Linked DNA regions of Homo sapiens: region 1 is linked to region 2. The links are chromatin contacts, found by Hi-C or POLR2A ChIA-PET in ENCODE. All regions are on one chromosome and are shown on one strand. The core of a region is the stretch at or near the end of the contact, and the rest is flanking DNA. Distances in the headings are between cores, read along the strand shown. Region 1 has its middle 22 kb from the start of MIR7706. Region 2 has its middle 84 kb from the start of MIR7706.

The links. A loop is a pair of places that touch in the nucleus more often than their neighbours do. ChIA-PET counts read pairs that join two places held with the same protein, here RNA polymerase II (POLR2A). Pooled maps may share reads with other maps.
Region 1: a loop to region 2 is called in a map of chondrocyte, with 4 times the contacts of the local background. The contact joins two enhancer-like sites. A Hi-C loop is called at or near these places in 1 of 168 maps with a recorded cell type or tissue (chondrocyte), 1 of 37 single-sample maps with no recorded cell type and 8 of 50 pooled maps. POLR2A ChIA-PET finds 5 or more read pairs at or near these places in 7 of 52 experiments (AG04450, BJ, H1 and 4 more).

Annotation. Positions count from the first base shown.
Region 1 is chr15:85,356,897-85,359,596 of GRCh38, forward strand. No RefSeq gene overlaps it. Among named protein-coding and RNA genes, the nearest start is that of MIR7706, 22 kb to the right of the region's middle. Within about 2 kb of position 1,260, at least 12 of the 41 ENCODE cell types and tissues checked have a DNase peak (open chromatin) inside an H3K27ac peak, as active enhancers do.
Region 2 is chr15:85,295,346-85,298,045 of GRCh38, forward strand. No RefSeq gene overlaps it. Among named protein-coding and RNA genes, the nearest start is that of MIR7706, 84 kb to the right of the region's middle. Within about 2 kb of position 1,411, at least 3 of the 41 ENCODE cell types and tissues checked have a DNase peak (open chromatin) inside an H3K27ac peak, as active enhancers do.

The DNA.
Region 1 (2,700 bases), core at 10-2,509, 61 kb after region 2:
GGGAAACAGAGGTTCAAAGAGGTTTAAATAACTTGCCCATGATCATACCATTATTCAGATATTGGCCGGGCGCGGTGGCTCACGGCTGTAATCCCAGCATATTGGGAGGCCCAGGCAGGCAGATCATGAGGTCAGGAGATCGAGACCATCCTGGCTAACGCGGTGAAACCCCGTCTCTGCTAAAAAAATACAAAAAATTAGCTGGGCATGGTGGCGAGAGCCTGTAGTCCCAGCTACTCGGGAGGCTGAGGCAGGAGAATGGCTTGAACCCAGGAGGTGGAGCTTGCAGTGAGCTGAGATTGCACCACTGCGCTCCTGGGCGACAGTGGGAGACTCCGTCTCAAAAATAAATAAATAAATAAAAATAAAAATAAAAATAAAAATAGCTATAACAATGATATTTTCAAGTTATTAATGCTTTTTAATGTACCAGACAATTTATACAGAATATTTCTAACCATCATGACAACCCTAAAAGTAAATATTATTGCTGTTTTACAGATTGGGAAACAGAGTTTCAAAGAGGTTTAAATAACTTGCCTATGATCATACAATTATTCAGATATGCTAACCCCAAAATCTATCCTCTCTCTTTTTCTTTTTTTGAGACAGAGTCTCGCTCTGTCACCCAGGCTGGAGAGCATGATCTCTGCTCACTGTAACCTCGACCTCCTGGGTTCAAGTGATTCTCCTGCCTCTGCCTCCTGAGTAGCTGGGATTACAGGCAGGCAGCACCACGCCTGGCTAATTTTTGTATTTTTAGTAGAGATGGGGTTTCACCATGTTGGCCAGGCTGGCCTCGAACTCCTGACCTCAGGTGATCCGCCCACTTTGGCCTCCCAAAGTGCTAGGATTACAAGCATTAGCCACTGTGCCCGGCTGTACTTTTTCTACTGCACTTGGCTTCTTCTCATGTGAGCAAGATTCAGGACAAGTCTTTCCAAGGGCTTGGAGAAAATATAGAAGGTGGAAGAGAATAGGTTTCAGCTTGGGTCAGTGGGATATTTCTTTTTTTTTTACTTCCTTTTTCTCTACTTCCTATCATCCCTTCTTTTCTTCCTTTTTTCAGTTAATAAAAAATGACACAATTAATAACAAAGCTAGCAGAAGCCCTAGACTTGGCTCCTTGCCATATTTAAAAACCAAGTTCCACCCATATACAATTATGACTGCTGACAATAAAGTCCCAACCCAGAATGAATCAGCACAGAGAAAAATCAAAAGAGGGCAGGGCTGGGGCTTGGTACTCAGAGTTAGCCCCAAAGTTATGAGTCAGAGACTTCTCAGAATAACCTCCCTGCCAAATTAATCCCAGGCCAGGGCTTGCCAAGGTGCAGCTGGTTTCACAAATTCCAGTGGACTAAAGTGGACTTCCCTGGGGGAAAAGGGCAGTGCTAATGTGCCAGAGAGAGACAGACTGGATAGGTGAGTGGTATTATGGTCATTGACCAAACTACCAAACTTCATTCTACTCTAGCAGAAACAATCCTAAGGCCACATAGATGGAAATGCACCTGTTCAATTCTGCTCATCACTGTATTCAAGAACTCAGGAAAGATGTGTATAATGCATCCAAAATGAAGGGACATATTTATTTATATTGTTAAATAATATCTGCAACATGAACTAGCCAAAAATAAAATATCGATGCAATTAGTGCATGCTGTACTAAAAACAATGATATCGGTTTGTAGAGGCTTAAACCAAATAGAAAAGTCTTGTCAAAAGTGTCTCCTTGGTCCAGGTTTGCTCCATCTTCTCTAGGTCAACCTCTTTCTCTGAATCTGAACTTCATGAGTAAATACTGTAGTCGGGGAGGGTCAGGATCACCTTGTACTGCAAACCCAGACAGACCTAGGCTCCTGTAGGTCTCAATAATCTGCATTTATTTCTTTCAAAAGACAAACCAGAAATGTTCCCCTCACCCAGATCCTCCTAGAGAAAGAAAAAGAAGTTGTGCATTCATGCTATATGAAAAGAGAACAGGAATTTAGAATCATAAAGACCTGGAAAAAGGCCGAGCGTGGTGGCTCACACCTGTAATTCCAGCACTTTGGGAGGCCGAGGCGGGTGGATCACTTGAGGTCAGAAGTTCAAGACTAGCTAGGCCAACATGGTGAAACCCTGTCTGTACTAAAAATACAAAAAAATTAGCTGGGCCTGGTGGTGGGTGCCTGTAATCCCAGCTACTTGAGAGACTGAGGCAGAAAAGTTGCTTGAACCCAGGAGGCAAAAGTTGCGGTGAGCTGAGATCACACCACTGCACTCCAGCCTGGGAGACAGAGCAAGACTTTGTCTCAAAAAAAAAAAAAAAGACCTGGAAATGAACTGAGCATGATGGCTCATACCTGTAATCTCAGCATTTTGGGAAGCCAAGGCAGGAGGATCACTTGAAGCCAGGAGTTCAAGACTAGCATGGAAAGTATAGTTGAGACCCCAACTCTACAAAAAAAAAAAAAAAAAAAATAGAATAAAATTAGCTAGGCATGATTGCATTCCTGTGGTCCCAACTATTGGGGAGACTGAGGTGGGAGGATTGCTTGAGCCCAGGAGATCAAGGCTGCAGTGAGCCATGATTGCACTATTGCATTCCAGCCTGGGGGCAGAGTGAGACTGTCTTGAAAAAAAAAAAAATCTGGAAATGAGTTCCCCAACTCTAAGACTTCCCTGCTGCTTGGGCTTTGAACAGCGTATTCATCT
Region 2 (2,700 bases), core at 161-2,660:
TCCCCCACCCCACTCCATGCCAACATTCTGCATCTCTGTGCTGAACATCAGGGAGCCACCGGCCTTGTCAGCCTTCACATTAGGCCTGCCCTCTCCCTGCTGCAGATCAGCAGCCTGTCTCGGCCTGTTGGAACTCTCCCTTAGTGTGTTGGAGACGTTGAGACATTGTGACAAAAGTATGGAACCAGGAGTCAAGGAAGCTTCAGTCCTGGCTCGGGCTACTTATTTTTTGTTCAAAGTTAGCTTTTCATTTAAATGTCTGTGTTTCTGTTTCCTTGTTTAAAAAATGTTATAATATATGGCTATCGTAAAGTTGTTGCAAAAACTCAAAGGAGAATACAGACATTTAAGATAGTCTGCATGGGCCGGCATGACGGCTCACGCCTGAAATCTCAGCACTTTGGGAGGCTGAGGTGGGAGGATTTCTCGAACCCAGGAGGAGGCTAGGCTACACTGAGCCATGTTCATGCCACTGCACCCCAGCCTGGAGCCTGGGTGACAAGGCAAGACTTTATCTCAAAAAAAAAAAAAGACTTTTTTTTTTTTAAGTTCTGGGATACATGTGCAGAACCTGCATGTTTGTTACATAAGTATCCATGTGCGGCCGGGCGCGGTGGCTCACGCCTGTAATCCCAGCACTTTGGGAGGCCGAGGCGGGTGGATCACGAGGTCAGGAGATCGAGACCATCCTGGCTAACACGGTGAAACCTCGTCTCTACTAAAAATACAAAAAGAAATTAGCCGGGCGTGGTGGCGGGCACCTGTAGTCCCAGCTACTCGGAAGGCTGAGGCAGGAGAATGGCGTGAACCCGGGAGGCGGAGCTTGCAGTGAGCCGAGTTTGCGCCACTGCACTCCAGAGCCTGGGAGACAGAGCGAGACTCTGTATCAGAAAAAAAAAAAAAAAAAAAAAAAGTATCCTTGTGCTATGGTGGTTTGCTGCACCTATCAACCTGTCATCTTGGTTTTAATTCCCGTATACATTAGGTATTTGTCCTAATGCTCTCCCTCCTCTTGCCCCCTACCCCCCAACAGGCCCGTGTGTGATGTTTTCCTCCCTGTGTCCATGTGTTCTCATTGTTCAACTCCCGCTTATGAGTGAGAACACACAGTGTCTGGTTTTCTGTTCCTGTCTTAGTTTGCTGAGGATGATGGTTTCCAGCTTCATCCACGTCCCTGCAAAGGACATGAACTCATTCTTATAAAAAAGACATTTAGTCTTTGGGAAATAAATACTGAAGATTAGCTTCAAATGGACAGTGGTTTGGATGTGATTCTTGCATCTCTGACTAAATCGTAAACTTATCCAAGTCATTGTCCACTGTGGCTCCCACAAAGCTTTCAGGCCTGTCTTCCTTGGTGATCTTGCTTTGATGTGCTATGAAAGACTGTCCCAGCAGATGGCAGAAGAGAACTGAGTCAGGAAAAACCAGCCTGGGTATTTCAGTGTGCACTGTGCACTGGGTAAAGCTTCTGCACCTTAATGTCCCTGCCGCGGTAGCGCTACACGTCGACTTCACAATCGCTGCTGAACTTCCCTAATAAAGGTGGGTCAGCAAAGGCGTGAGGGTTACCACTCTATCCAAACACCATGTCACTGAGACTCACTTAGGAAGAACATTCATTTCCTGAGTACTTCCGTAGTACTGGAAACGGGGATGAATACAAAATAGTCCCTGTCCCCACAGAATTCATAGTCCAGCTGAGATCAAATAAGGACAGAACAATTTGCATTTTGCCGGGCTGTCCTCTAATGACAATAATTTCCTGAATGTTTTCAGGTTGCCTGTTTTAGCCATATGTTCTTCTCTGGCCGCTTCTCTCCAGCCCCAGCCTCAAGTCCAACTCATGATCTCTGGCCTAGGATACAGCAACAACCTCCTAAGGGAGCTGCCTCTGCTCTTATCCACCTCCAGTTTATTCTCACCGCATAGACAAGATAATGTTTTAAAAATGCAAATGCGATTACACTGTATACCACCTACTCAAAAGATCTAATGGCTTTGTATTGACCTCATAATAATACCCCTGCCCTTAATCTTACTTAAAAGGCTTTTTGTGATCCGATCCCTGTTTTTCTTCTCCTAACTTATCTCACCCTCTCCTCCTGCAATCAACTCAAGAGGCTGACTTTCAGTTTCCCAAATGATTTTTATCCCCTACCAGATTTGCCCAAATTGCTTTTCTCTCTACCTAGAATGCCTTAAAACTAAAACTCACTCCCTCCCATCTACCCATCCTCCTTAACTTGGCTAACTAGTATTTATTCTTCTGCTCTCAGGTTAGATATCCTTTCTTTTGGGAAACTATCCCTGACAGTATAAGGCTGGGCTGAATAATCCTCCTGAGTACTCCAGAGCACCCTCTGCTTCCATTCCCCTCGCATTTACCGTATTTCTTCGTAATGAGTTTGCGTATCTTCCCCTGTCTACTGTAAATTCCTGGCACATGAGGACTTCCTCTCGCACAACAATGTATCCCCATTTCTTGACACAGTTCTTGGTACAGAGCCGCACTCGATCAAAACTTATCAAGTAAATGAATAAATCAATCATAAAACACAATTGATACCATCCAAGAAGTCATAAAATTCTTGGGGCACAAGGTCTTAGGAGAGTAGATCTTTCTGTGTGTATCAGCCATATCCCTTTTTTTTTTTTTTTTTTTGAGATGGATTCTCTCTCTGTCACCCAGGCTGGACT